Regions from separate parts of the Homo sapiens genome. Here all the other regions are linked to region 2. A link is a loop called in an ENCODE intact Hi-C map of the cell type or tissue named here. Cell type or tissue: CD4-positive, alpha-beta T cell. All regions are shown on one strand. Each heading gives the region's core, and the rest is flanking DNA. Links, peaks and the distances in the headings are about the cores only. Region 1 overlaps ADARB1 (adenosine deaminase RNA specific B1). Region 2 holds the start of LOC124905042 (a long non-coding RNA gene). Region 3 overlaps LOC105372839 (a long non-coding RNA gene). Region 4 overlaps ADARB1 (adenosine deaminase RNA specific B1). Region 5 overlaps SLX9 (SLX9 ribosome biogenesis factor). Region 6 overlaps PCBP3 (poly(rC) binding protein 3).

The links. Hi-C counts contacts between places; a loop is a spot of excess contacts. Peaks named below come from ENCODE experiments on the same cell type or tissue, not always from the same donor. Only the 100,000 strongest peaks of a DNase experiment are listed, where the experiment ranks them.
Region 1: a loop joins it to region 2, with 10 times the contacts of the local background. A loop is called at or near these places in 67 of 110 quality-filtered maps.
Region 3: a loop joins it to region 2, with 2.3 times the contacts of the local background. A loop is called at or near these places in 17 of 110 quality-filtered maps.
Region 4: a loop joins it to region 2, with 18 times the contacts of the local background. A loop is called at or near these places in 71 of 110 quality-filtered maps.
Region 5: it touches region 2 in a loop (4-fold over the local background); 15 of 110 quality-filtered maps call a loop at or near these places.
Region 6: a loop joins it to region 2, with 7 times the contacts of the local background. A loop is called at or near these places in 14 of 110 quality-filtered maps.

What each region holds. Positions count from the first base shown.
Region 1 is chr21:45,149,868-45,154,809 of GRCh38, reverse strand. The region is part of intron 2 of ADARB1 (adenosine deaminase RNA specific B1); the gene reads right to left. Among named protein-coding and RNA genes, the nearest start is that of ADARB1, 78 kb to the right of the region's middle. RefSeq lists an enhancer at 2,601-3,457. In CD4-positive, alpha-beta T cell, for the core only: CTCF peaks have their summits at 2,123 and 2,325; a DNase peak (open chromatin) is centred at 2,349; H3K27ac peaks cover 360 bases.
Region 2 is chr21:45,436,757-45,441,698 of GRCh38, reverse strand. All of the region lies in intron 2 of COL18A1 (collagen type XVIII alpha 1 chain), which reads right to left. LOC124905042 (a long non-coding RNA gene) reads right to left here and starts at 3,340. Exons shown (of 2, transcript XR_007067909.1): 1 at 314-3,340. RefSeq lists enhancers at 647-1,376, 1,377-2,106, 2,107-2,836. In CD4-positive, alpha-beta T cell, for the core only: CTCF peaks have their summits at 1,948 and 2,152 (motif pointing right); DNase peaks (open chromatin) are centred at 1,625 and 2,138; H3K4me3 peaks cover 584 bases; H3K27me3 peaks cover 232 bases.
Region 3 is chr21:45,352,739-45,357,680 of GRCh38, reverse strand. LOC105372839 (a long non-coding RNA gene) reads right to left here. Exons shown (of 2, transcript XR_937800.3): 2 at 4,143-4,316. Among named protein-coding and RNA genes, the nearest start is that of LINC00316, 13 kb to the right of the region's middle. RefSeq lists an enhancer at 3,473-4,347. In CD4-positive, alpha-beta T cell, for the core only: no CTCF peak of the experiment used is centred there; no DNase peak of the experiment used is centred there; H3K27me3 peaks cover 657 bases.
Region 4 is chr21:45,138,321-45,143,262 of GRCh38, reverse strand. All of the region lies in intron 2 of ADARB1 (adenosine deaminase RNA specific B1), which reads right to left. Among named protein-coding and RNA genes, the nearest start is that of ADARB1, 66 kb to the right of the region's middle. RefSeq lists an enhancer at 4,295-4,589. In CD4-positive, alpha-beta T cell, for the core only: CTCF peaks have their summits at 2,536, 2,742 and 4,278; a DNase peak (open chromatin) is centred at 2,712.
Region 5 is chr21:44,947,303-44,952,244 of GRCh38, reverse strand. The region is part of intron 2 of SLX9 (SLX9 ribosome biogenesis factor); the gene reads right to left. Among named protein-coding and RNA genes, the nearest start is that of SLX9, 9.7 kb to the right of the region's middle. RefSeq lists enhancers at 1-174, 1,666-2,251, 2,562-2,711, 2,252-2,837. In CD4-positive, alpha-beta T cell, for the core only: CTCF peaks have their summits at 2,121 and 2,324 (motif pointing left); DNase peaks (open chromatin) are centred at 2,294 and 4,088.
Region 6 is chr21:45,817,838-45,822,779 of GRCh38, reverse strand. The region is part of intron 4 of PCBP3 (poly(rC) binding protein 3); the gene reads right to left. Among named protein-coding and RNA genes, the nearest start is that of PCBP3-AS1, 16 kb to the left of the region's middle. RefSeq lists enhancers at 340-1,025, 4,772-4,942. In CD4-positive, alpha-beta T cell, for the core only: a CTCF peak has its summit at 2,018 (motif pointing right); DNase peaks (open chromatin) are centred at 2,029 and 3,629.

The DNA of each region.
Region 1 (4,942 bases), core at 377-4,376, 290 kb after region 2:
AGCATCTGCCAGGGTGGCAGTGTCTGCTTGATGGGGACTCTGGCCAGTATTTAAATGGTACATTATTCTTTAGCCCTATTTTCCTGATGATTAAGCTAACCCATCTGAGGCTCACACACAGTCAACAGTCAATTATTTGCCCTGTGGAAGGCAGTAACTGCAAGTATAATCCAGGAGTGATGAAAAAAATCACTGAAATTATATTGCCACTGAAGCCAACTAAAACCCGTAACTTGCTACTACATTGTTTTCATCAAAGAATTACATTTTAAAAGGCGTACATTGTATCAGTCTTAGGGAAAAAACCATGCAATACACATGATTTACAGTACCTTAGAAATATACAGTATAAAAGACTATTTTACATCTTATAAAACTTTGCCAGTTTGGTATAAATGTGATGGCCAATCTTAATAATATCGATAATTTCAAAGGTATTTTTATTAGTTTCAAAGATAATGCTTATTACAAAATACCAACAGCGAGAACTAACACATAACATGATACTGTTTAGTAACACTCACAATGAACTTACTCACATAGGAATGACCAAGGAACACAAGCCATTTAATATGTGGGCCTCATTGTTACATCTTATAACCCTCTCAATTTCTTATAACCTTGGTCTGAAAATGCAACATATTTGAGAGTGGTTTTCCCACTGCAGAATGAGATTATGGAATGCATGAAAAAGACATTTTAAGCTTGAATCACAGTAAATTCCAAAAGAATGATGACAGAATTATTCTTGTACTTCTCAATATTTTTCCCAACTTAAATAATTAGTGATGAGTGTCCATGGGAAAAGTGGTGGTAATTCTAAATTGAGGGTATTTGGTAAAAATGTCCTTTAGTTTTTGCCTGTGCCTTTGTTTTACTCCCTATTGCCTGTCTTAGTGACATCTCAATTTCCAAAGCTTAACTGAGGAAACAAAAACAGGCCAATGCTGTGACCTCTTGAGGTGAGGGCAGAGGGGGCCGCACAGACTGGCTGTCCTGAGACCGCCCGTCAGTCCAGGAAAGCATCGAGGGTGTGGCATCCCCAGCCCTGGACACAAGCACCTGGCAGCACGGTGCACAGAGGGCCCAGGGTCAGGGGTTCCCCACTCCCAGACACAGACTTCCATTAGGTGCTGTCACCTTTGTTATATTACAAGGTACTATTACAAGATTGCTGACTTTGAGATTCATCTGTTCTTCTTCTTAGGAAGCCACACCAAAAAACCGAGGTTAATTTTACTTCCTGAAGAAACAGCCATCTCCTGCCACAGCATGTCCCAAGGGCCCTGTGGTGGTGAAGCGCTGTACTCCAGTCCTGTCGGGTGGGGGACACTAAGGGGGCGCCCAGAAGACACAGAGGCAGAGGCACTGATCACGCCTGTGTTCAGCTGTTCTCCGGGCTAGACACATCTTTTCACTAAGGCATTTTCTATTAATTATTTCATATTATACAAAGAGAAAAAAAAAACATCAACAGCTTTTAAAGCAGCAATTTAGGTCCAAAAACCAGTAGCTTGTGATGTGTATAGTCATGGACAACTTTTGAATCTGGTTTTGAGAAAAAAAATCTAGATTTTAATGACTTAAAACATTAAGTTGAATTAAAAACTGGTATTAACCTGGAGTGCAGAATGTAAGGAATTTGCTCTCCATTCTTTTAAAGGGGAAATATTTTCACAATGGTTGCTCAGCCTTGCTTTCTGCAGCATGAAGAACAGTTTTAATGTAGAAAAGTCATTAATGAAGAGTGCGGCAAAGGAAATCTCATATAAGCATCTGTCTCTGGGAGAAAAACCTTTTCTGTAGCTCAAAGCTACAAACTTTAAAGTTTTATAAATATCTTTCCAAAGACATACTCCAGACTCTGAAGCTAAATGATTTCTATTCATGTTTACAGACATGTTTTTGAATCTTCCTTTTTAAGTGCCCCTATCTAAAATTCTATAAAATGCCAACAACAAAAAAGGCACTCAAAAAGGGAAAATAGGAAGTAACTGGCATCAGCAAGATTAATTCACAAAGCCGTCTATCCCAGAAAACACTTCTGTATTGCATTAAAGACAAATGCTTCACACTGAAGAATAAAAACTAAATGAATTACCTTTCCTCTCAGAGCGCTTCTTGCGCCTCCTTTTATACCGACGCCCCATGATGCTGAAAAAGGTCCCCATGTGCAAAGGCCCAGTGGTGGACGACGCCATGCAGACACGCCAATGCCAGTCCGGCCGGCCCCAGCCTCATTCTGTCCCTCAGTCACTCGGGGCAGCAGCACACCGACTCACTTCCGTGTGCCGGCAGCTGCGACAACAGCAGCCCCTACCGACGAGGGAGCCTCCTCCTCTGCCTCGGGCCCATTCATCATGCCGCAGTTAGGCAGAACTAGGCTGAAGGGGCCCACACACCACAATGACTTCAGAGCACACCACCCAGAGAATGACATGTGACAGCTAACCGTTCAGCGCAGTCACAGTAAAACACCACGAGCAGAGGGGAGAGAACGACAGCCGTGAATCTTCTAGGGAAACAAATCTCCCACAGCAGACGTACCAAAGTCCTGTTTAAATGGAAATCCTAATACAAAAAATCTATCAATAAAAGAGTACAGTTTAGAAAATAAAACTGCAAAAAGTAACAGGCTACCACACAACACAATGCAGAGGCTCAGCAGACGCCAGCTGATGAAAACAGCTCCATATAAAGTGCAGGTGAGTGGTCAGGATGTCACCAGTGAAATCCCTGGGACAGGAAACTGCAGGCCACTGACAAATGGATCCCCCCGCCCCCAGAGAGTGCTCTTCCTCCTCTCTTAACTCACGTGTCTCGGACCAATGCTGACCTGCCTTGTTCATTACTGCAGAGCAGGGGCACAGCTCATGCCCCAGGTGAATGACACACAGCCAAGGGAGGGGCAAACGCCAACATCTTCCCATTTTCCACTGTGCCTGGCTTGATCAGCACAGCCAGTCTGTGACTAGCACAGTACCATGGCCAGCCTGGGGCGAGCAGGGACACACATCACACACATGTACATGCACACACATCACATACACACATCATACAGCACTTGGTGCCTCTGCCACTCGGGATCCAGCATTCAGGGCTGGCAAAGCAGAACCCACAGCCCTCAGCCTCCTCTTGTCTAGAAAAACGCTGTTCAGGCCCCAGGGAGATACCTCCCCTGAGATGGCCTGTGTCTCTGGAACAAAAGGCAGCTGCATCCAAATGCCCTGAAGATTAGGCTGTCTTGGAAGGAGTCCGATTATGGGGAGGAGTCAAGCAGAAGAAGCACTCATAGGCAAAAGAAAAAAAAGACAAATTAATTAGTCAGATTCTTTCTCTTGCCACAATGCAATTACTGTCTCGTGTAACAAAGTACCTTTTCCTAATAATGACCAACATCCACTTTCTAATTCATTATTCCAATTAGTGCAATGCTTGTGACAACTGCACATGGCACCTAAGGAAATTATGCCATATTAAGCAATTCTTATTACTCTTAAATTTGTGTGTGTCCAGACACACTCTGCGTAAGCATAGTGAATTCTTTTCATTTTCTATTGCCTCAGCATCTATCTGGAATATGAGCTGCACTTTCTCCTAGTAGCGGCAGAGTTCAGCCACCCCTGACACTTTGTAGTTCTACACCACACCCAGTGGCTCAAGCCAGTACCAGAGATGAGAACCTAGAGGCATCTTTCACTCAGGCACCTGCCCACACACTTCAAGTGACCCCACCCTACTCCCTTATTTGTTCTGCTGGTTGGCTGCAGTGCTCTCTCTCTCTGCCTGACCCTTTGTTCCTGCTTGCATGACCCAGGGACAGAGGACTGCCCTCCTGACTCATGGCACCCTCCCTGCTCAGGACCTGTAAGTAAAAATCTTTGAACATGTTTCCCCCATTGTGTGGTGTACTGAATTTGTGCCTGAATTTGTGTTGGGCTCCTGGCACGAGTGACGGTCAGGCAGGAATAACCTGGACATGGATCAGACAAGAGCCACCAGGGCATGTGTCAGTACACACACATTTCCAGAGGGACCCCTTGGTCACAGGTGGAACAACGAGACATCAGGCCCGACCGCCAGGCAAAGCAGCATCTCATGAAAGCACTGGAAACAGCATGCCCAGCCCCTTCACTTCTCGTTAGGGTGGGGCTGCCAGCCACTCTGGCACTGGAACCCCAATGTAGCTGGAGGCCCTCAAAACACTGTAAGACTCAGGATCCATGTCAGCAATCAGACAGATGTCAGACATCAGAATTATCAATAGTTTTATTTCTTATAAAATTATTAATATGATTTAACTAAATTTTCAAAGTATTAAATTTAAAACTCAGCTTTAAACAATTTTGATTTAAACATTTCACATTAACTACTTTATATCTTATAACTTAATAATTTAGAAAAAATAATTTTTTGAAAACACAAAAAATTATAATTTTTGCTTTGTTATTTCCTTAAAATTCAAATTTTTGATAGAAAGATATTCAAATTTTGTATACTTCAAATTCAATGACATTTTTGTTTGTTTGTTTGTCTGAGACAGAGTTTTGCTCTGTTGCCCAGGCTGGAATGCAGCGGCAGGATCTCAGCTCACTGCAACCTCCACCTCCTGGATTCAAGCGATTCTCCTGCCTTGGCCTCCCAAGTAGCGTGCGCCACCACGTCTGGCTAATTTCTTTTGTATTTTTAGTAGAGACGGGGTTTCACCATGTTGGTCAGGCTGGTCTCGAACTCCCGACCTCAGGTGAACCGCCCTCCTTGGCCTCCCAAAATGCTGGGACTACAGGCGTGAGCCACCGCATCTGGCCCAATGACATGTTTTATTTTTTAATCCTTTAGATCAAGTGGTAGCAAACATTTTCTGTAAAGGGGCAAAGAGTAAGTACTTTAGACTTCGTGGCCATGTCTCTGTTGCACTATTTTATTTTTTAACAACTCTTTA
Region 2 (4,942 bases), core at 561-4,560:
TGTTGGCGTGAAGAGCCAGCGGCAGAACATGGGAAGCTCACGGCCGTGTTCTGTAGAAGGCGCCGGCTGGTGAAGCAGAGATGGCAGATCACGGAGAGGAGCAGGGGGAACATGAACAGCCCGGGACGGGAACCATGGCCAGAGCCACCGGGCAGCAGGACTGGAGGACCCGGTGGGGGCACCTCCAGGCCAGGAGCTGGCAGCCCTCGAGGTGGGTTCAAGCGTCCCGAGGCCTGGAGGCAGCTGCTGGGGCAGGTGGGGCACCTGGGATGGGCATGTGGGGGTTTTATGATTTAACACAGGAAAACTCTACCTGGGCATCTGTGCTGTCCCTCATCTTCTGGGGACAGTAGGGGCAGCGTCTTGCCCCATTGCTTCCCCCTCTCCCAGTACAGAACCAAAATAAGACCTCGATGAACCCTGAAGGGCAGCAGGTGGAGGAGCGTGTGCCAGAAGTAGAGGTGAGGGACCAGGGCCACGCAGGAGCAGCCTCTGTGTGTAGGGGAGCTGTGGTGTCCAGAACCTGCAAGACCCCAGGTCTGGGCAGCTGCAGCAGATTCCGCCCATAGTGGGGAGATGGGAAAGTCTGTTGTAATTCCCAGGGCCATGTGAGGCGGTGGGCAGAGCTTGGAGCGGAAAGGCGGGTGTCCCCGGGGTTTGCATCCCGGGGGCAAGCAGTGAGGTCTCCATCAGCCTCGGCACAGCGAGAGAACTGCTGAGCCTCCTATGAGTGAGCGTCCCGTGGTTCCCACGCACGATAACGTCCTAGAAGTGCTGATCTTGCCCCCAGGTTCCAGCCCTGCTCCCAAGTTCAGATCACCCAGGGTGCTGGGAAACCTCACCCTGCCTGGGCCCATGGCCAGGGGCCAGTTCCTAGCTCCAGGTCTGGGGCGGAGTCCGGCATCGACATTTCCAAAAAGCTTAGACACGATCCCCACGTGCAGCCAGGGTGTGACATAAACCCCCGCAGGCCCTGACTGCTTCCGGGGAACGTGGTTCAAACCCCAGCAGGCCCCGACTGCTTCCGGGGAACGTGGCTCAAACCCCAGCAGGCCCCAGCTGCTTCCGGGGAACGTGGCTCAAACCCCAGCAGGCCCCGACTGCTTCCGGGGAACGTGGCTCAAACCCCAGCAGGCCCCGACTGCTTCCGGGGAACGTGGCTCAAACCCCAGCAGGCCCCGACTGCTTCCGGGGAACGTGGCTCAAACCCCAGCAGGCCCCGACTGCTTGCGGGGAACATGGCACGGAGGCCCAGGACCTGGAGCCAGGGGTCAGCCCTGGGCAGGGCCTGAGGAGCCCACCCAGCAACTCCCAGTGGACCCCTGGCAGGCCTGAAGCACCCGCTTTCCTCACAGACAGCAAGGGGCAGCTCTGGACCCTCTCCGTGGGTGGGCAAGAAGCTAAGGGGCTGTGAGAGCCCAGGGAGGCCTCTGCTTCTGAATCTTGCAGAGCTTGGAGAACGCAGCAAATTCCAGCGGGAGCCTGTGTGCACAGGTGAGGAAGCTGAGCTGGTGCGGAGCAGTCACACAGCCACAGCCACAGCCGACGTTCCGACCCCGCAGCCCTTGCCCTTACATCCCCGAGCGTCGGGGGCTAGGCCGGAGACGTTTGCCCCATCATCGGAGGACCGGCCCCTCCGCCCATGCGGCCCACGGCCTGCCAGCCTCCGCTGGCGCTTTCTGGGTGCTGGCCCCACAGAAGGGGTGGGAGGTGCGGAGTCGGGGCACCAGCGCGCAGCCCGAGATTTCCCAGTTTGCTTTCGCTCAGGAAGTCATCAGACAAACACTCCCATCTCCCAGGCCTAGTTCCCACTCCTTGCTACATTCACAGCCGGAGACTGTAATGGACTTCACAGGCTCGCACTGAGCACTCAGGGGCGCAGAGAGCGGCATTTCCCGAGCATCTTAGAGGCCAGGCTCTGTGCTTGGCGCCAGGACGAGCTGCACTTCCAAATCCAAACCCTGCTTGCTGCACGCGCCCAAAGCCGCCCAGGCTGGCAGCAGCTCCGGGCAAAACACGCTCTGAACACGGCCGCAGCTCGCAGACCCGGAGGCCCCGCGCACAGGACTTGGCCCAGGACGTCTGGAGCCCGCGCGACGCGCTTCCGTCAAGCCAGGGACCGGCCGCCAGGGGGAGCCAGAGGCCCAGGCATTTCTCAGCAGGCACCGAAGTCCCAATGGCAACTTTCACCAATAAGTTCACTTTGCTCTTGGTTTCGTCGGACGTTTTTATGATGAACGTAACGCACACGTTGCGATACGTAAAGGCCTAGAAAGTAAAAGGTCATGACCTCTCTGCCCACCAGCCCGTGACCGGCGGGCGCCCGGCATCCACACGGCCTCTGCTCACACGCACACGAGGCACGCACCAGAGGAGCCGAAACGGAACGCGCTGCGCCCTCCGCGCCCCTGGACCACGGCCACTCGGGCGGTCCAGGCCTGCCTGGGGTGCTGCGGAAGAGCAGGCCCCTCCCACTGTGTTCTGTTGCGGAAATGACCAAGGAACACGTTTGCTGATTACAGCACTGTACATAACAGCAACAGATAGGTTTTCTCGAATTAAAAAACGTTAAGTGTAGTTTTTAACAGACACATAAGGGTCACATTTGTGGGATGCCTGGTGGGGTCAGATGCGGGTGATGAGCGTGGCCTGCACCTCCGACAGCCTTTCTTTGCGCTGGGAACGGCCCTGCCAAATTGCCATGCAAGTCCCTAAGCACGTCCTGTGGCTTTCGGTATCCATCTCCACACAGACCCACAGCAGCCCCTCGGCCCCCACCGGCCCCCAGACCACACCAGGGAGCCCCGGGTCGCCATCTGGAATGTGCCTCTGGATGCCAAGTCACATGTGGGCATCTAACTTCACTTTCTTCCTTCCGGCTGCACAGACAGACCTGCTAACGTGTCTAATAAGCCACTCTGCCTGCAAGGATTAGATGCGCCTTTGTCCACGTGCTGTGGAGCTTGCGTGGCCCTGGCACCCTGCAGAGGCGTCCTGAGCCTCAGTGGACTCCCGTCAGAGTTGAACAGCCATGGAAGGGCTCAGTGCAAATGGGGTCTTAGCCTCTACAGCACACACTCCCTCTCCACTGCCCCTTTCCCTTTCCTGCCCTGAACACCAGCCCTGCAGAGTAGCCCAAAGCCCTGAGAAGGGCAGGCCGTGCAGCCGGCAGGAAAAGTAAACCCAACATCGAGAAAACAAGGATGGGTGCACAGTGTGACCGGCACTCCGTGCCCAGGCACCCAGGGATGAGCTCCAGAGGCCAGGTCCGGGGTCCCCTGCCCAGCCCTGGAGTGTGAGGGTCTGAGTGTGTGAGTGTGTGTGTGTGCAGGAGAGTGCCTGTGTGTCTGAGTGTGTGAGTGTGTGTGTGTGCAGGAGAGTGCCTGTGTGTCTGAGTGTGTGTGTGTGCAGGAGAGTGCCTGTGTGTCTGAGTGTGAGTGTGTGTGTGTGCAGGAGAGTGCCTGTGTGTCTGAGTGTGTGAGTGTGTGTGTGCAGGAGAGTGCCTGTGTGTCTGAGTGTGAGTGTGTGTATGCAGGAGAGTGCCTGTGTCTGAGTGAGTGTGTGTGTGCAGGAGAGTGCCTGTGTGTCTGAGTGTGAGTGTGAGTGTGTGCAGGAGAGTGCTTGTCTGAGTGTGAGTGTGAGTGTGTGCAGGAGAGTGCCTGTGTGTCTGTGTGTGAGTGAGTGTGTGTGTGCAGGAGAGTGCCTGTGTGTCTGAGTGTGTGAGTGTGTGTGTGCAGGAGAGTGCCTGTGTGTCTGAGTGTGTGTGTGTGTGTGCAGGAGAGTGCCTGTGTCTGAGTGAGTGTGTGTGTGCAGGAGAGTGCCTGTGTGTCTGAGTGTGAGTGTGAGTGTGTGCAGGAGAGTGCTTGTCTGAGTGTGAGTGTGTGCAGGAGAGTGCCTGTGTGTCTGTGTGTGAGTGAGTGTGTGTGTGTGCAGGAGAGTGCCTGTGTCTGAGTGTGTGAGTGTGTGTGTGCAGGAGAGTGCCTGTGTGTCTGAGTGTGTGTGTGTGTGTGCAGGAGAGTGCCTGTGTGTCTGAGTGTGTGTGTGTGCAGGAGAGTGCCTGTGTGAGTGTGTGTGCAGGAGAGTGCCTGTGTGTCTGAGTGTGTGAGTGTGTGTGTGTACAGGAGAGTGCCTGTGTCTGTGTGTGTGTGTGTGCAGGAGAGTGCCTGTGTGTCTGAGTGTGTGTGTGCAGGAGAGTGCCTGTGTGTGAGTGTGAGTGTGTGCAGGAGAGTGCCTGTGTGTCTGTCTGTGAGTGAGTGTGTGTGTGCAGGAGAGTGCCTGTGTGTCTGAGTGTGAGTGTGTGTGTGCAGGAGAGTGCCTGTGTGTCTGAGTGTGTGTGTGTGCGCAGGAGAGTGCCTGTGTGTCTGAGTGTGTGTGTGTGCAGGAGAGTGCCTGTGTGAGTGTGTGTGTGTGCAGGAGAGTGCCTGTGTGTCTGAGTGTGTGAGTGTGTGTGTGTACAGGAGAGTGCCTGTGTGTCTGTGTGTGTGTGTGCAGGAGAGTGCCTGTGTGTCTGTGTGAGTGTGTGTGCAGGAGAGTGCCTGTGTCTGAGTGTGAGTGTGTGTGGAGAGTGCCTGTGTGTCTGTGTGTGAGTGTGTGTGCAGGAGAGTGCCTGTGTGATGCTGTGGTGTGAACAGCACACACCCTCACCTGCAGAACCTTGGCAATAGAACCCACCTTCACTATGTACAGGAACGGATGCAGACAGCAGAAGCCCCAGCCACAGCTCCTGCCACAGCCAGCTGCTCCCCAGCCAGGGCCCCGCGCAGCCCGGCTCGCCCCTAGCCAGCCCCTCCCTAGCCAGGGTTCCCCCAGCCATGGCTGCCCCCCAGCCAGCAACTCCCCAGTCACAGACCCCCAGGCACGGCACTCCCCCAGCCACAGCTCCCCAGTAGCCACAGCTCCCTCCCTCCACAGCTTCCCCGCCAAGCCACATCTCCCTCCCATC
Region 3 (4,942 bases), core at 426-4,425, 84 kb after region 2:
TTCTGCGAAAGAACGTCTGATTGGAAAAACATGCTCCCAGCTGCAGGAGCTGAGGGCAGCTGTGAAACGCGCCGGCTCGGCGTGTTTGACAGTGGAACCGCTTCGCAGTCCTGGAGTCGGAGCCTCGCTGATTGCGATCGCGGACACGTGGCCACTTCCCTGAGCGAGAAATCATGGCTTTTCCGGGACTTAACGTTCTCATTCTTTTCACTGCTATATTTTGAAATTTAAAACTTAGAAGACAAAGTTGCGAGGATAGAGAGGGAGCACCTCACTCGGACTCACTAACTTTGTGCATTTTGCCCCATTTTCTTTATCACACTTCCTCTCCCTCACTCAAAAGTGTTTTTAGAACCAAAAAAAAAAAAACAAGTAGGCGCGCAGAGGCCAAGGGAAAAACTTCCCCTTTGCCCTCGGAAGTTTCACTGGAAAATCAACTCACAGAAGGCAGATTAACTGGAGGAAAGGCTGACATGTGTTCTAATGTGCATAGCATGGAGGATCTTAGGAGGACGATTACCCCAAACCCCGGGGGGCCACAGACGGCCATGCACCCTTCTTCTTGGGGGAAAGGAGATGGGGCAGTGTGGGTGACTTTAGGGTGGTAGTAAATGATTTTTAGGGAATTCAATGGGCTTGAAGCACGGACAATGGCCTGGAACAAAGTCCGCTGGAGCAGACAATGGTTGTGACATTTGCCAGGTGTGTTGACAAACCTCGGCCTTTCTTCTTGCGATAGAAGCTCAGTTAATGGAAACGCAGGGAGGGGATTCCGGGTCATTGTTTTCTTCTTTGGCCGGTAGGGACTTCAGGCAGATAAGGGAGATTCAGGGAACAACTTCGTGCTTTGGGAGAGACAGGAGCAGGGAGGTCAGAGAGACCTTGAGGCTGCCTCGGTTCACATCAAAGCTGTATCTCAGGTACCAGCTTCTGAGCCCCAGCAAGGCGGGGTCACCATGTCCACTCCCCACTGTGGACCTCAGCGTGTGCCTGCAGGGAACGCCCCTTGGTGTAATCACCTAATGATGTGATACAACCATCTAGCGGGCAGTCCATTTCCCATTCTTGTCCACTGTCCCAGTAATGTTCCTTCCCACCCAAGGGTGCAGTGCAGGAGCACGCGTGGAATTTAACCGTCATGTCTCCAATCTCCCTGAACCCAGAACACTCGCCTGAACTCTCCTGTCCTTTTGGACCTTGGTGGTCTCTCCAGCGCCCCTTATTGGCAGTCTAAGGGGATGCTGGCAGGCTGAGCAGAGATGTGGTTTGTGGGGTCCCAGCCCCGGCAGCTCAGGATGGGGTCCGGAGGGTGGGTTTGGGTGGAAGACCACACCTTCATAACAGGCACCCTCTCCAAACTGCACGACTCTCATTTGTCTCACCTTGTGGCATTGGCTATAATTTCCAGTACGGCATTGAACAGAAGTGGCCAGGCAGACAGCCTCACCCCGTTCACAGAGTGAGAGGGACACTGTTAGGGAGGCCCAGCCCAATGGCCACATTTTCACTTGATTACCTCTGTAAAGATCCCATTCTCCAGATACAGTCACCTTCCAAGATGCTGGGGTTAGGATGTGAATTTTGGCAGTAGGGAGTGGGGCAAATTCAGGACAGAGCAGGAATTCTCCCCTCTTCCTCTGTCTTCTGAATGAGTTTGTGTAAGGTCGGCATTCCACCATCACATCTGATTTTAGCTGTAGGCTCCTCATACGTGGCCATATCATATGGAGAAAGTTTCACTTTGTTCTTAGCCTGTCTCGAGTTCTTATCTGTGATAATGGGTGTTGCTTTTTTGTTGAATGATTTCTCTGCATTTATTGAATGATCATGTTTTCTGCTTCTGTGAATGACACTGATTGATGCTCAAACAGTAAACGGCTCTTGCATTCCCGGCGGAAGCACGTTTGGTCGTGGTGTACCATTTACTTCCCTTGCTGGCCGTGATTGCTAACATCTGGTTGAGTGTTTTGTGTCTGTGTTGATGTGCGGGACGTTCCCCAATTGTGTTTTATCATAATGTCTTTGTCAGGTGTCGTCTCAGGCTTACATCCGCCTGGTACAACGCACTAGGGATTTTATTAGTTTGTTTGGGCTACCTTAAGAATGCGCAGAACTGGTGGCTCGAACAGGCACTTCCTTCTCACAGTCCCGGAGCCTGGGGTCTGAGATCAAGGAGGGGCAGGGCTGGTGCCTGGGGTCTCTCCTTGGCTTGCAGACACCATCTTCTCCCTGTGTCCTCACAGGGCCGTCCCTCTGTGTGTGTCCGTGCCCTCATCTGCTCTTCTTACGAGGACGCCAGCAGACTGGGCCAGGGCAACCCTAATGACCACATTTTAACTTAATGACTTCTGTAAAGATCCCCTCTCCAAATACAGTCACCTTCTGAGATGCTGGGGTTAGGGTATGAATTTTGGCAGCAGGGAGGGGGCAAATTCAGGCCATGGCAGACGTTCTCCCTTCTTCTGTTTTCTGAATGAGTTTGTGAAAGATCAGCATTATTTCTTCCCTACGTATTTGATACAACTCACCATAAAACCACCAGGGCGTGCAGTTTTCTTTGTGGAAGGAGTTTGATAACGAATTCAGTTATTAAAAGTAGACATAAGGCTATCCAGATTTTCTATTTCATTTCATGCTGATTTTGGTAAGTTGTGTTTTTCAGAAATTTGTGTCACCCAACGTTGTTAAATTTACTGACAAAGTTGCTCATAAAGTTTTATTATTATCCTGTGCTGTCTCAAGGATCCACATTGATATTCTTTCTTTCAGTCTACATATTGGCAATTTGTGTCTTCTCTCTCTTTTTTAAATCGATCTTGCTTGACAGATAACAATTTTAACAACTAAAAAAATCAATTTTGGGTTTGTTGATCTTTTTATCTGTTTTGTATTTCAATAATTTCTGCTACTACTTTCATTATTTATTTTCTACTTTTTGGGTTTAATTTGCTTATCTCTTTTATGCTACTTATATTGGAAACTTATATTATTGATGTTAAGCCTTTCTTTGTTTCTAATCTTAAGTATTTAAAGCTATAAATTTCCCTCTAAGCACCCTTTGCCTGCATTTCCACAAATTCTTACATTCTGCATTTTCATGATGATTCAATTCAAAATATTTTCTTCAAGATTTCTTCTTTAAAAGTTTTTTTTTGTGGCTAAGTCTTGCTACATTGCCCAGGCTGATGGACTCCTGGGTTTAAGCAATCCTCCCACCTCAGCCTCCCGAGTAGCTGGGGCGATGGGCGAGAGCCACCTTGCCTGGCATGCGATTTCTTCTTGACCCACACATTATTTAGACGTGTGTTGTTTAGTGTACAAATAGTTGAGACTTTAAAAAATATTTAAAGCATGTACAGGAGACACTGCAGCCCCTCATGCCAAACCCAGGGCAAAATGTCCCGGCTTCTTGCAACAACCCTATGAAGAAGAGACTATTATGATTCCTAGTTTTCAGGTGAGAAAACTGAAGCTCAGAATCATTAAATTACCTTTTCAAGGTCGAACAGATGGAATATGGTCCAGCCAGGTCCTGAGCCCTGCTATGCTGGACTTTAAAGTTGATGCTACTGACTACGGGTGAGTTGTGTGCACCTGTGTGCCTGTACCTGTGTACGTGCCTGTGTGCCTGTGTCTGTGCGCCTGTACCTCTGTGTAGGTGCCTATGTGCCTGTGCCTTTGCCTGTGTGCCTGTGTCTGTGTGCCTATGTCTGTGTGCCTGTGTGCCTATGTCTGTGTGCCTGTGTGTCTGTGTGCCTGTGTCTGTGTGTATGTGCCTGTGTGCCTGTGTCTGTGTGTTTGGGCCTGTGTGCCTGTGCCTGTGTATATGTACCTGTGTGTATGTGCCTGTGTGCCTGTGTGCCTATGCCTGTGTGCCTGTGTGTCTGTGTGCCTGTGTCTGTGTGTCTGGGCCTCTGTGTATGTGCCTGTGTGCCTGTGTGCCTATGCCTGTGTGCCTGTGTGTCTGTGTGCCTGTGTCTGTGTGTCTGGGCCTCTGTGTATGTGCCTATGTGCCTGTGCCTGTGTACCTGTGTCTGTGTGCCTGTGTCTGTGTGTATGTGTCTGTGTGCCTGTGCCTTTGCCTGTGTGCCTGTGTCTGTGTGCACAGTTTGCTAGGTCTGTCACAATAAGCCACCACACACTGGGGGCTTAAACAACAGACATTTATTATCTCACAGCAGGCTGATTCCCCCTGAGGCTGTAAGGGAGAGGCTGCTCCAGGCCTCCCCCAGCTTCTGGGCGTCCCACAGCCATCATGGCTCCTCAGTGTGCAGATGCATCCCACAGCTGTCTCCACACGGTGTCCAGACCTCCCCCTTTAAAAGACACACAAACACACCCTAATTACCTCATTTGTACTTGATTAACTGCAGATGCTATCTCCAGATAAGTTTATTCACAGATCCTGGGGGTTAGGACTCCAACATGTGAATTTGGGAGAGACACAGTTCAATCTATAACGGCATGTATATGTATATGCTTGCCTGTGCATGTGTGTGCACATACGTGTGTATACCAGCGTGTGTGTGTTTGTGTGTAAACTGCGTGACTCTGCATAAAATCCTACCCTGAGGCTGACAGGTGGTGAAACCGGGCCCAGTGCAGGGCCAGGACCTGCCGGGATCACAGGAGGCTGGGCAGCCGCCTCCCCCGCATCCTCCCGGCTGACACCCTGTGCTGCGAGGTCAGGCCGCCCCGGCTGTGGGCACAGGAGCCCCGGCTGTGGGCACAGGAGCCCCGGCTGTGGGCACAGGAATGGGCAGCAGGCTACCAAGCCGAGGGTCTGCATGGGTCCTCCAGCCATCTGTGGAGGCGCCCCACGGGCAGAGAGGGGAACGAGGGCCGTGTGTGCCTGGATGGAGGTAACTGCTGGGCGGGGGGCTGATTGTGAGCACCAGGGATAAAGCCTTGAAGCCAGAGCCGGAGGAGGCCGAGGAGGGGC
Region 4 (4,942 bases), core at 376-4,375, 300 kb after region 2:
TTGGAGAGCAGGGGGAAGGTGTGGGACTCACCTGCAGAGGTGATGCTGGGTGCAATTCCTGAGTGAGGAGCACAGTGCCAGGAGGTTAGGAGAGGAAGAAGCAGGGAGCCAGGAAGGGCACCTGCCGAAGCAGAGGGCACAGGAAAAGTCGGCTGAGCGATGGCCACCTGCCAATCACTACACATGCATTTGCTCATTTAAACATCATCAAATCTCAGTAAAGGAGACTGAGGTTTCAGAGCAGCAGGCTGGACACGGCTGCTACTTGTTTTACAAGCATCGCAGATGCCATTGGAGCTTTGGCCTTTGTGGGTGGAGGCTGCACAGCTGTGCAGCATGGCCATGGTGTTGGTAAAGTAGTAACCAGCACAGAGTCACTAGCTGGTCCCCCTGGTCAAAGCCCTGCTCCCTCTTCTATTAGCCAAGGGCCGTAGGCAATTTCTTACCTTCTGGGCCCCTCAGATCCCCCTGCAAAACACATGACGGAGCCAGGCCACACCCCTGAGTTCATGGGGGGACCAAGCAAGGACGCCGCTTAGGCCGCAGCAGCTGCACACCCAGTAGGCAGATCCCACACGGCTCCCACCACCTCATGGGGAGCAGCCTGGCAGCCAGCTGGGCTGAGTCACTGCCCAAGGTCACATGGTGGCCATGTGCTAGGATCCACTCCAAATCCAGAGCTCTCCAACCTGGGGACCCACACTCCACCCCGCTACAATGCTGCCCAGTTAAAGAAAAAACACAACTACTTATTTTCTCAATTAAGATTCCTTACAATATTAAGTCAAGTAACATATTTCTTTACATAAACACATTTCTGTTTTCTGAATGAGAATGGTTTCAAACAGAACAGACTAAGTATAACTTTCAGTCTACTTGCAACATTCCTCTACTTCTTCAAACAAATGAATTCAATTAAGCTTTTTCCATTGGCTTTAAAGGTGACTTTACCATGCAACTTAGGGTTAAAAATCAAAGTCTACACTTCTCAAATGAGTATAGCGGGTGTTCGATTTGAAAAACAAAAAGAAGGCAGGAGCCCAAAAAAAGGAGACACTTGAATTGAGCGACCTTAATTAGCTGCAGTAGCATAATGTGGCTTAAAGCAAGCAAGCACCCACAGACAGTGACCAAGGGTGGCTCAGGTAACCCAGGGGTAGACAAGGTGACCCAGAGTGGCCAAGGTGGCCCGGGGGTGGCTAAGGACACCCAGAGGTGGCTACAGTGGCCCAGGGGTGGCTAAGTGACCCACAAACAGCTAAGCTGACCATGAGTGACTAAGGTGAAAGGGTGGGTAAGGTGACCCACAAATGGCTAAGGTGATCCTGGGGTAGCTAAGGTGACTCACTGGTGGCTGAGGTAACCCACAGGTGGCTAAGGTGGCCCTGGGATGGCTAAGGAGACCCTGGGGTGGCTAAGGCGACCCAGGGATGCTAAGGTGATCCTGTGGTAGTTAACATGGCCCAGGCGTGGCTAAGGCGACCCAGGGATGCTAAGGTGACCCTGGGGTGGCTAAGGTGACCCAGGGATGCTAAGGTGATCCTGTGGTGGCTAACATGGCCCAGGGGTGGCTAAGGCGACCCAGGGAGGCTAAGGTGTCCCTGGGGTGGCTGGAGGGACCCACGGGTGGTGAAGGTGGCCCACAGGTAGCTCAGGTGGTACTATGCTAGCAGCAGAGGACAACTCAAACCTAGGGGGACTATCACCCTTGAAGGACAGCTCCATCCCCATTTACAGACTCTGGGAAACTTTTTAAATTCTTATGAGCTCTGAATATAAATTTGATACTAAACTGGAACATACATTGACAGGTATTTCTTTAAAGATTCTTAGGCATTATTTAAAAATAATGCTTTCTATAACTGGCTACTAAAAATAAAACAGAATGGCAATCCTTTGAAATATATTCTGTAAAACCACTACTACATATTTAGATCATGAGAGTATAGGCTAATTTTTTGCATTTTAACATAATTATTACCTATTTGGAATATTAAGCTTAAAACAATAGAATCATAAAATTATGTTACACAAAGACTACACAGCAAAGTCACAACTTTTTTTTTTGAGACAGGGTCTCGCTCTGTCGCCCAGGCTGGAGTGCATTGGCACAATCTTGGCTCATTGCCACCCGTCTCCTGGGATCAAGCAATTCTCCCACCTCAGCCTCTCGAGTAGCTGGGACTACAGGCATGTGCCACCATGCCTGGCTAATTTATTTTTACTTTTATTTTTTGTACAGACAGGGGTTCACCATGTTACCCAGACTGGTCTCAAACTCCTGGGCTTAAGCAATCCTCCTGTCTCAGCCTCCCAAAGTTCTAGGATTATAGGCTTGAGCACCACACCTGGCCACAATTTTTAGAATTGCAAAAGATGTACAAAACTTCTCATTCCATAACACAATCAGCCCCTTCCGCAGACTTAATTTATTATATCAAATTTATAAATTACTTGATAAAATTTTATTTACAATTCAGATCACTCACTGAATTAAACCAGCTATAAGTATTCCATCTCATTGCTTCACAGGTCCTCTAAATGGTAAAAATGAAGCCAGGGAACAGAAAGCTTTCTGAAGGAAACTGGCTTCTGGACGCACACTGGAATGCACACACACATACACTCACGCACACACACACAGATGGTGTAAAGACAAGAGGTTTGTCCTGGTGGCCACCGCTCAGAACGCCACTGAGCCTCCTCCACTGAGTCTTAGAAGCGGCCCTACAGCACCATCTGCTGTTCTGCAGAGGTCACTCAACGCTCCACACCACAGCAACCAAGCCAGGAGCCACCCAGAAGCTACAAGGCATGGGCTGCCAGGGGCGGACCTGTACCTCACAGCCTGGTCTAGGTGCTCTGCTGAATACAAACCATCTGATGGGACATCAACATCAGACAAGGTCGCCCTGGGCCCTGATGGGTAGGACATCTGCACGGGGTAAGAGGAAACTTTTTGGGGTAAGAATATTCTCTACCTCAGCTGCTTGGTGGTGTGGCACTGGCATACATTTGTCAGAATATATTAGAGTGCACACTTTAGAAGAATGATTTTTGGCTGGGTTGAGGTGGGTGGATCACCCGAGGTCAGGAGTTTGAGACTAGCCTGGCCAACATGGCAACACCCCATCTCTACTAAAAATACAAAATTAGCCGGGCATGGTGGCGGGCGCCTGTAATCCCAGCTACTAGGGAGGCTGAGGCAGGAGAATCGCTTGAGCCTGGAAGGCAGAGGTTGCAGTGAGTAGAGATCATGCCATTGCACTCCAGCCTGGGTGACAAGAGCGAAACTCTGTGTCAAAAAAAAAAAAAAAAAAAAAAAAAAAGAGTTTTATTGTCTGTACATTTTACCTCAGTAAATCCAATTTTAAAAAAATCAAGAGATCCCAGAAGAAAACAAATTCTATAAGAAAGGTAAGTCTCAATTTGAAATAAAATAGAAAATACACATATTTCAAGAAGAATGAATTAAATGGGTTCCAAGAAACAGAATGAATAAGCTGGAAAAGGCTGGCGATAGCATAAGAAAGGCAGTGGTCCCTCTCAACAAGAGAACACGGAGAGGCAGAAGTGCTGATGCTCAGGGCCCACGGGCGCACGCGGCCCCACACTACCACTCACCACGCTCGCTGCGCCCGACAGGCACCTTCCCTGCCCCACGTGACAGAGGAGGAAGCTGAGCATGGGAGTTGAGACACTTGCTCGACCGCTGGATCCAAACTCAACTCCATTCCCCACTCTGCTCTACCACTCCATGCCAGGCAAGAATATGGGAAAAAGAGAAAACGGAGCCAAAAAATCAAGGAAACCAGGAGAAAGAGAAAACGGAACCAAAAAAATCAAGGAAATCAGGAAAAAGAGAAAACAGAACCAAAAAATCAAGTATACCAAATCCAAGTATAAAGCAAATTAAACTGTGGCATGACTTTCAGCAATCGTCATAATAATATAAGTGCCATTTATGAATTTGGAACTTTGATTGAACCAAGGTTACAGAACAGAAGAAGTTTTCTACTTTGGTAACACAGAAGACAAACAAGGCTGGGAGCAGTGACTCACGCCTGTAATCCCAGCACAGTGGGAGGCTGAGATGGGTGGATCACCTGAGCCCAGGAGTTCAAGACCAGCCTGGGCAACACAGCAAAACCCCGTCTCTACAAAAACTACAAAAATTAGCCAGGCATGGTGGCATGCGCCTGTAGTCTCAGCTACTCAGGAGGCTGTGGCAGGTGAATCGCTTGAACCCGAGAGGCGGAGCTTGCAGTGAGCCAAGATTGTGCCACTGCACTCCAGCCTAGGCAACAGAGCGAGACTCTGTCTTAAAAAAAAAAAAAAAAGAAGACAACAAACTGACAGAGGTCAGACAAACTGACACCACCGAGGAGCTGAGGGCCAGATAAGTGCTTCTGCTGCCTTCCATGCAGGAAACTGAGAGGCCGCCCAGGGCCCACAGGCCACGAGCACATGGGCCACTCAGTCTCTAGGATGACCAGCAGGGGGCGTGGTTTCAGGCTTGGTAAGCTGATCCAGTGCTCGTCCTGAAGCCCTTTCCCCTACCCCTCTACCAAGGGTGCCACAAAAATGAAAGGCTCATTTTCTGTCTCTTTTGTGACTAAAGCTGGCCACAAAACACACTTCTTGCCAAGGAGAAAGACACAGTTCTGGTGAAAGACAGGTGAAAATATGCTGAGGGCTTCCACAATGTCTCTGACAAAAGGAATAGACAAGAGCTCCACGGCCTGCTCCTTCTCAGTTGTTCCTGCCTTAAACACAGAAGTGGTGTCTAAAGCTGCTGCTGCTGTACTGCAGCGATACTCACCCAGAGCCCTAAGATGGCTGAACTCTGGACTAGCTCTAGCAAACTCCTCCCTCTGGATTACTTACGACATAAGAAGTGCGTATATACATCCAAGGTGTGTAAGATACTGTGAGTCATGCT
Region 5 (4,942 bases), core at 315-4,314, 490 kb after region 2:
GGACCTCGGCAAGCCGGTGAGATCCAGACTTGCACGGCCCACAAAGGCCTGAGTGAACCTGAGTGAACAGGAGCCAGGCCATGAGACACAGGCACAGAAGAGGCTGGCCAAGCCCAGAGGAATCTTCTCCTGTGTGTTCTGCTGCTGCTGTGTGTTTAAACCATTTTTAAGGCCTTTAAATCAAACCGGCGACTTTAATCCGATGAAGGCTTAGCCTGCTGCACTGTGCCCACGACACGTGTACCCAGTCGCCGCCACGTGCTCCAGGACAGGGACCAGGTGGAGTCACCGTGATCCTCAGGCACAGGTGCAGCCCACACCCGCCTGGGCCAGTCTCTGTGCTCAAAGTTCTATGAGGATAAACCCACACACGACGGGCGAACCCTGCTCGGACAAAGAGCAGCAAGGGCTCCTGAAGACACTGCTAGCTAAGGGCCTTTCCTGAGATGCCCCGCCCCGGTTAGTGATTGGCACGTGCAGCAGGCCTGGGCGAGAACACCTGTAGGCGAGAGATGGTGCCCACACAGTGCCCTCGGGCAGTGAGAGATGGTGCCCACACAGCGCGCTCGGGCGGCTCCGGGGGCAGGGCCTGGCTTTTATCTCCCAATGTTGCGTATTTGTCTATTCTGCAATGTGTGCATACGCGCTGCTTTCTCAATCATGAAATGTTATTTTCTACAGAAGTAATTTTAGGTAAAAGTTGATCCCTAACCTTCAAGTCTCAGCCACAGGCATGACAGTGAGTGAGGCACGGTGGGCAAAGACGCGGCCGTTCGCCCCGTGCGCTGAGGACTCAGCCCCTGGATCCAGATGGTAGAGCTGGGACTTGAACAGGACCGGCAAGGGCCACATCCACAGCCTGTCCCCCTGCTTCCTCCCAGGCTGTGCAGCAAGCCAGGGCCATCCATGCCCACTTTCCCTGCCTCTCTCCTACCTCCCTGCGCGATGCTGCAAGATGTTGGTCCCTTGGATGGCTGTGGGCTTCAGCGCCACCAGGAGATGGGAGCCTCCTCTGCGCCCAGTATGGCAGCAGCCACGGTTTCATCTCAACCTGAGTGAACAGGAGCCAGGCCATGAGACACAGGCACAGAAGAGGCTGGCCAAGCCCAGAGGAATCTTCTCCTGTGTGTTCTGCTGCTGCTGTGTGTTTAAACCATTTTTAAGGCCTTTAAATCAAACCGGCGACTTTAATCCGATGAAGGCTTAGCCTGCTGCACTGTGCCCACGACACGTGTACCCAGTCGCCGCCACGTGCTCCAGGACAGGGACCAGGTGGAGTCACCGTGATCCTCAGGCACAGGTGCAGCCCACACCCGCCTGGGCCAGTCTCTGTGCTCAAAGTTCTATGAGGATAAACCCACAGCAGTTCTACAGCAGCCCCCCGACACCCCCCTTTCGCAGATGAAGGAGCTGATCGCAGAAACCCTGAGGACGCCGGCAAGGAGGTGCAGGAGGCTAGAACCCCAGAGGCCCTGGCTGGCTCCTGACTCCCACTAAGATGGGAGGAAACAGCACTATGTCTGGTCCAAGTCAAATGCCTCAGCATGGCACCATGTGACTGCGTGACCATGGGCCTGAGAAGCGCCACCAACAGGGCCACGCTCCCAGCCGGACTGGCATAGGCCACACCTCCGACCCCTGGTCTAGCGTCTCAACAACATGTGGCTCACAAGGATGCCTGGCTTAAGAAACAAGTCATTGGGCTCCCAACATACCGGCTGGCACGGCCACACTCTCTGCAGGAGCGCAGGTAAGAAGGCGCACCACTCCCAGCCGCCGCACCACGCAGCCAAGGCAGGTGACGCACAGGGAGCTGCGGCCAAGCCGAGGCCATCTGACCCCAAGCCTCGCTTCCACAGAGCCATCTCCATGTAACCTCCCCGTCAGTTTGTTCTTATTTTAACTTGGGAGTAGATATAAGCAACAAGTACATTCTGCATGGTTTCCTGTCATACCCTTGACTTCACAACTGTAAAAAAAGGTCTTAAAAAAGGGATTTTTTTTTTTTGAGATACTGGAAAATAGCAGAAAATGAGCTCATTCTGTTTTCAGGCAGGCACCTGGGACTCAAGCCCAGAGACACAGGCAGGGTGGGGCAAGGCTCATTTTCTGCCATTTTCCAGTTATCTTAAAAAAAAAAAAAATCCCTGAAGACAACCCTGTAACCCCAGAGTCTGTACTGTCTGATGAGGAGCTGGGACTTCCCAAGTCTCCGCTGTGCAAGGCAGGAGGGAGAGCCTGCGTCTCTATCCCGGGACTGTCCCACACCTGGGCTGACCTGACAAGGACACAGCTCTGCTGCCCTCTGCTGGCCAGATCACCAGGGCAGAGGGACGGCCAGGAAGCCAAGGTCGCGCCCTCCACCGCAGGTCCCTCCACCGCAGGTGCCTGGGGGTGGAGTGGGGTCTAAGCAGGTACAATCACCTGGGCAGCGCTCTGTGCTGACCGGGAGAGCCAGCCCTGCCCAAGGGCTGGGTGCAGGAGCTTGGGATGTCCTTGCACCACAGCCTGGTGGCCTCGTCACCCAGTCCAACACGCCTGCAGACGCAGACGTGTTCCACTGACAGCAGCAGCAGGTCGTACACAGCCGGAAGGCGCAGGCAGAAGCGGCAGGAGTGGCTGCCGGAGCAGCAATGGCGGCGGTGGGTGCCCTGTGCCCGGCGTCTAAGAGTAGGCCTCTGTGGCTTCAGAGCCTGGCTCCATGGTGCGCTCTGGCCTGCTGCTGCTGCACAGAGGGTTCTGGGGGGTAGGCGGAGCTGGGGCCGCGCTTTGGGGACCCGGACAGCAGTGTGGTCCCTGTGTCCACCCGGCCGAGGGTGCTGGGTTCCTCTGGAGGAGGCTATGGTGCAGGGCCGCCTGGGCTGCATCCCTAGGATCCACCCCACATCGGTGTGACTGCCAGGCCCGACACTCCTGACAGCCGGGCCCAGGGCCCAGGGCCCACAATCCACTCCCTGATCAGGAGCAGCCCCCGGGCAAGGCCACAAACCGTGCGAGGGGGAGCCAGGGCTGCATGCTCCACAGAGCCAGCAGGAGCGGGAGCAAGCAGCAGCCAAGTCGGGGCTCGGGACCCTGGCCTCTCTGCACTCTTACCCTTGCAGACTCAGAGATGCCTGCTCCTGCTGCCTGGCCTCTCCCTGCTTCCAACGCCCACTCCAATCTCAAAGGGGGGTTGGGGCTGAGCCCAGGTGCTGTCAGAGCCCGGCCGGGTGTGCACACACTCAGGCCCTGCCACCTTGGCCCCCTCTGGACCTTGGGCATCAACAAGCTCTGGGAGGAAGCCAAGGCGGGGGCTGAGGGTGGCTTGGCGCTGGCCTGCAATGGCCGGACCCCACACTTGCTCACACACACACTTCACCGCTCCACGCCTGACTCCAGTCTCCCTTGGAGGCATGAGATCCAGGCCAGTAGCATGAGCTGAGCTCAGCCTGCCAGGCCAAGTAGGTGAAATGAGCCCAGTGGGCCTGGACAAAACTCAAGCAAAGGTGCCACCGGCCACAGGTATCTGGCCAGAAAAGCAACACCCCCAAAATCCTGTACCACCACCGGCGCCTCTCATGCCCCCACCGCCCCCAAGCCGTCCACCATGCTGTGAGCTCCCTCTCCAGCAATGGTGACAGGCCTCCCAACATCCTCTGCTCCAGGGGCCCCCAGCCCCACCCGGCTCTGAGTCCATACCAGGCCTTGCCCCACCCTGCCTGTGTCTCTGAGCTTGAGTCCCAAGTGCCTGTCTGAAAACAGGTGGGCTCGTTTTCTGGTATGAAGGAACACAGAACTAGAAATCCAATTCTAAGCGTGCTCCATGACCAGCTCCCCAGACGCCCGGTGCTCCACGACCAGCTCCCCGGACCGCCCGATGCTGCATGACCAGCTCCCCGGACGCCCGATGCTCCACGACCAGCTCCCCGGACGCCCGATGCTCCACGACCAGCTCCCCGGACCGCCCGATGCTCCACGACCAGCTCCCCGGACCGCCCGATGCTTCACGACCAGCTCCCCGGACCGCCCGATGCTCCACGACCAGATTCCCGGACCGCCCGATGCTCCACGACCACCTCCCCGGATGCCCGATCGCCCGATGCTGCATGACCAGCTCCCCGGATGTCCGATGCCAAGGATTGGAGCCGTGCCCAAGGCTGGAGGATCAGCCACCACTGGACACCCGGCCGGCTGCCAGGCTCTGGTATTGCACAAGCCAGCTAGAGCTGGCCACACAGCACGCACAGCAGGTGGCACTGCGTTGGGGGAGGCTCAGGAGACGGGTGCTCACCCCGGCTCTGCCACAGGTCCCTCGCCACCCCCAGAGCGGACATGGAGGAGCTGTAGCCCCGACATGGGGTCCACAGGCTGCCGCAAAGCCCCTGCATGCACAACCCGGCCCACAGGCAAAGCTGAGTCCTGCTGGGGAGGTGCAGGGGGTCTTAGAGAGCTGGGGCGGGGAGGGGACTCTAGGCCAGCCTCAGCCCTGCACCCATGCCCTCCTCCTCCCGTAGCAGGAGGCTGCAGAGCTCAGAGGGTCCCTCCCAGGATGCCCGTAAGGGTAAGGCAGGCTCCAGGGCACAGGAAGGGAACAGGGGGTCAGATGTGGCTTCCTGGCGAGCTGGGATCCGAAGGGCTTGAAAAAAAACATAGGAACGATGCCATGAACTTGTCAGTCACAGGATAGGAACGATGCCATGAACTTGTCAGTCACAGGATAGGAACGATGCCACGAACTTGTCAGTCACAGGGACTAACAAGCCCCACCACTTCCCAGGGCTAGAGTGGGGGAGGAGGGGTGCAGATGGGCACACGGGTGTCCACCAGGTGATGGGCCACAGCCTAGACCCCTCCCCTGGGCCACCCAGCTCCTTGGCCAGAGACGCAGCATGCAGTGCTATTCCTGACTCAGGCAGGGCACGGACGATGAGACACATCTTGGGAAGGCGGTGTTGCACTAAGC
Region 6 (4,942 bases), core at 425-4,424, 380 kb before region 2:
CCAAGAAGAGTCAGAAACTCACAACCAAGATGGGTGTGTCCTGTGCCAGGTCTGCCCCTCGTGCACCTAACCCTGTCCCTCACTCTCCTAACCCTGTCCCCTGCTGGGTCCGCCCCTCACTCTCCTAACCCTGTCCCATGCCGGGTCCGCCCCTTGCTCTCCTGGCCCTATCCTGTGCTGGGTCCGCCCCTTGCTCTCCTAATCCTGTCCCATGCCAGGTCCACCCCTTGCTCTCCTAACCCTGTCCCATGCCATATCCGCCCCTCACTCTCCTGGCCCTGTCTTGGGTCTGTTATCTGCTTAACTGACAATTTTTAAAGAACCATTTTTAAAAAATCATTTTTATAGTCACCTGGAAAGAGATCAGTTCTTGCTATGGTTGATTTATAGCTTCTTGGGGGATGTGTCCAGTTTTAACCATGAAACATTTAAAAGAACGCAGAACACCGGAGAAGGCCCCAGAAAAGGCAAAAGAGGAGCTAAAGAAATGGACAGTGCGGCCAGAGGAAAGGCTCAGGCTGCAGTGGGGGCTGAGGACCCCGATGGCTCCCAGGATGACGGTGCCGGTGCCTGTGCCTGCAGGAGTCCTGCCAGCTTCTCCTGACCTTCAAAAGGGTCAAACGAGCAAATGGCCTCACACTGAACACAGAGAGATACCGGAGGCTATGGGTGATAGTCACACGTTGAGGGACATTGTGAAACCACTTCCCAGGGTGAGCAGGGAAGCAAGCTCAGTTCCAGGTGTCCTCCAGAGGATGAGCATGTGGAATATCATTTCTCAAGGCTCATGATTTTGGGGTCTGATAAATAGCTAAGTTGTCAGGAAAGAGAAGGTAGGAAAATGATGAGAGCAGGTGTCGGAAACGCCGAGTGACAATGCACCCTAAGGAGGAGCCTCCCCTGGGCGGTGCCTCCCTGACACTGCCGGTGCTTGCAGGACGGAAGCTCGAAGGGCCAGGGCTGGGCTCTGCTGCCTCCCATGACCTGGAGCTCCAGTACAGTAGAGGGAACAGAACCCCAACCCCAGTCTGCATGACAGCCACAGAGCACCAGCAAGAAGTGACAAGAGCAGGGAAGGGAGCAGAGACAGGCTGCAACATGTCACGAGCAGTCAGCATCACACGGGAGGACAGGAGGGTCCCGTGGAGAAGCCAGAACAAGAACCAGGGAGACAGGTGAGGAAGAGAGTTCTAGAAATGAGTTAGGGGAGGGGGCGGGGCCCACAGCAGGGTGCAGGCAGGGAAGAGTATTCTAGAAATGAGTTAGGGGAAGGCACAGGGCCCACAGCGTGGTGCAGGGGGAAGAGTGTTCTAGAAAAGAGTTGGGGGAAGGTGCGGGGCCCACAGCACGGTGCAGGGGGAAGAGTGTTGTAGAAAAGAGTTGGGGGAGGGTGCGGGGCCCACAGCGTGGTGCAGGGGGGTACTGGACCTCAGTTGAGGACCTCCTGGGCTGGACATCAGGCTGGAGCTCAGTGTGTGCTGGGCCAGTGTGACCCAGGAGTCACTGGCGACCCTGAGGGTCTTGGAGCCCCTGCGGAATCCAGGATTAGGGAGAGGCTGCACAGGAGAGGGGGTCCCTCCCAGCCTGCCAGGCAAAAAGTGGGAACCGGGAAGGGGGAGCAGGTCAAGAGTTGAAAGATGCTGTTCTCAAGAAAGGATTCTGCCTCTAAAAAGAGAAAAGGTACCAAGTTAGCCCAGGTCACAACGCCAGGCTCGCTGGCTCTGCAAGACAAGGGTGCTTTGCAGAAGCCACATGGATGGACAAGGACGAGGGGCCGGGTCTCCTCTCAGAACGCACTCCTCAGACACAGGTGTGCTATCACTGCTGTGGCCTTCAGAGTCTGAGGCTCTGTCCTCTCGAGGCTGTATCCCGCAGGGTCCTGAGGGCCTCTGCTGAAGGCGGGGCACACAGCCCAGATCGTGTGGCCAACAGAGCTGCCTGTCTGCTGCAAGGATGAAAAAGCGCCTCCCACCAGGATATTTCTAAACCGGGAGAAAAGGACGTGGCTCAGATACGTCAGCCCTGCCACGAGGTGGCAGCAGAGGTCCATGGTCATCCCCCAGGTCCCAGGAACTCCCTCCTCTGGCTTCTCAGAAACCAAGGTGCCTCTGGGGCTTGGCTCTAACCCAGGGGTCTGCAGGCCCCGCTGGCTGCCCATATCCACAATCCACGTTTCCCCGGAGCACAGTCTCACCCCCTCCTTGACTCGTGGTCTGCAGCTGCCTTCCAGCACCAGGTCAAGGCCACGCACACTGCAGACCGTGTGGCCCGCAGAACCCAAGCCACCTGTCCTATCCTGACCTGGGTCATCACAGGCCCTCACAAGGATTGTGGGAGAACAGCAGCCAAGCTGAAGTGCCAACACTGCGTGACATCCTCCTGGGCCTGGCACTCCTATCCGTGGGTGACAAAGTTCCCAGACAGCAAAGCGACGAGATAAAATGGGGCCCATGGGGCCAGGTAGGCGCAACGACCTCACAGGCAGCAAAGGTGTGCTGGCCCGTGGTGCCCACTGCCATGGCAGCCGGACTGGGTGTTCCCAGGACGGATACACTTGACATGGACACACCAAAAACACCTGACAGCCGGGAGAAGGCCAGCATCATCCCACACATAGCCGAGAGCCAGGAAAAGGCCAGCGCCACTCCCTTCAGAGGAGATGAGGTCTGAGCTGGTCCATGGGTCAGAGCCAGTGGCTGAAACGGAGACCCAGTCTCCAGGGAAGACCCGCAACAGTCCTGCGGTGTAGAGCAAACATTCACCCCACCTTCCCCAGCGGGCCTGAGTAACTGCCTGGAGTGACAGCATGATGGGCAGAGTGAGTGGCCAGGCCCTGGACCTTCAGACAATGGCTGGGTCTGGGGCCTGAGCTCCTGCCCACTCCAGGGGACTCAGACACCATCATGGACCCACAATTAACATGACAGACGGAGCTTGGCCCGAGTCCATCTGGCAGAGGCCCTGTGCCCGCACACCCATCTGCTAGACGTTCTGGTACAGCACTGGACAGAGGCGCCCAGCAGCTGCCAGACAAGCCCTCTGGCCCCGGCCTTGAGCAGGATATTAAGGCAGAAAAGGCCAAGTACAGTCCCCAGGAGCCTTCCCCACCTCAGCCAAGATAGCACCTGGGGAAGACTGTAGAATCTACACTACCATCAAGGACTTCAGGGCTGCGTGGGCGGTTTGACCCCTTTCCATTTTCCACTCTAGAAACCAGATGGACTCTGGGGACAACAGTGGCTGCCGGCCTCGGCCTTGGGGTGCCCAACGGCAGTGTCGTGCCAGGTGTGGTCTCTGCACCTGCATCCGCTTACTTGATGAACATGCCCTTCATCCCGTCTGTAAAGAGGATCAAAATTAGACTGTGTGTTCTTGGGAGAAGAGCAAATACATAACCAGCGCTTTCCCTCAGAGCTAAGGGAGCCCTTCCTGCTCTGTCACAGGACAGTCTTCAGGGACTCCGACTGCTTTGTTTAGGTTTTATTTTTTAGAGCAGCAAACTGAGCACAAAACACAGAGATTTCCTATATACCCCCATCCCCCACGGCCCATCCCCCACAGCCCGCCACCAGAGCAGTACATGAGTCACAACCAAACCCATGTGGGCACATCACCACCCCCCAGGTCCAGAGTTCACAGCAGGGCTCACGCTCGGTGCTGTACTCTGTGGTTTGGGCAAATGTGTAATGACACGCATCCACCATTACAGCATCACCCGGAGTATTTTCCCTGTAGTAAAAGTACTCTGTGATCCACCTACACATCCATCTCTCCGCCCAACTCTTGGCAACCACTGATCTTTATACTATTTTTATAGTTTTGTCTTTTCCAGAATGTCATATAGTTGGAATCGTATAGCATGCAGCCTTTTCAGGCTGGCCTCTTTCACTAAGTAACACGCATTCAAGGTTCCTCCGCATCACTTCATGGTTTGACAGCTCATTTCTTTGTAGTGCTGAATCATATTCCACTGTCTGGATGCACCACTGGTGTATTCATTTGCCTACTAAAGGATGTCTTGGTTGCTTCCAAGTGTTGGCAATGATAAACAAAGCTGCTATAAACATCTGTGTGCAGGTTGTTGTGTAGGCTGAAGTTTTCAAATCCTTTGAGTAAATACCAAGGAGCATGACTAATAGATCTCACGGTTAGAGAGATTTTAGTTTGCAAAGTGATGCAACCACTTGGGAAGGTAGTTTGGCAGTTTCTTACAAAACTGTGGCAGTTTCTTACAAAACATTCTGCAAATGGCAAAACTATAGTGACAATAAAAACATGAGTGGTTGCCAGGGGCTTCAGGGACGGGAGGAGTGAGTACGTGAAGCGCATGGGGGCAGTGGAGCTCTTCTGTATGACACAGTAATGACAGGGACACGTGTCACTGGACACTTGTCAAAACCTGTGTTCAACACAGTGAGCCCCAATGCAAACTATGACCATCCGTGAATAACAATGAACCAGGCCGGCGCGGTGGCTCACACCTGTTATCCCAGCACTTTAGGAGGCCGAGGCGGGCAGATCATGAGGTCAGGAGATCGAGACCATCCTGGCTAACAAGGTGAAACCCCGTCTCTATTAAAATACAAAAAATCAGCCAGGCTTGGTGGCACGCACCTGTAGTCCCAGCTACTCGGGAGGCTGAGGCAGGAGAATGGTGTGAACCCGGGAGGTGGAGGTTGCAGTGAGCCAAGATCGCACCACTGCACTCCAGCCTGGGCGACAGTGCGAGACTCTGTCTCAAAAAATAATAATAATAATGTACCAATATTGGTTCATTGACTGTACCACACTTGAGGCAAGATGTACGTAACAGGAGAAGCTCTGTATGAGGGGAGGAGGTGGCACGCTCTATACTTTCCAATAATTTTTCTGTATTGTAGAATACAATTGCCCTAAAACATAAAGACTATTAACTTTTCAAAAGTGAAATAAATCCTGAGTT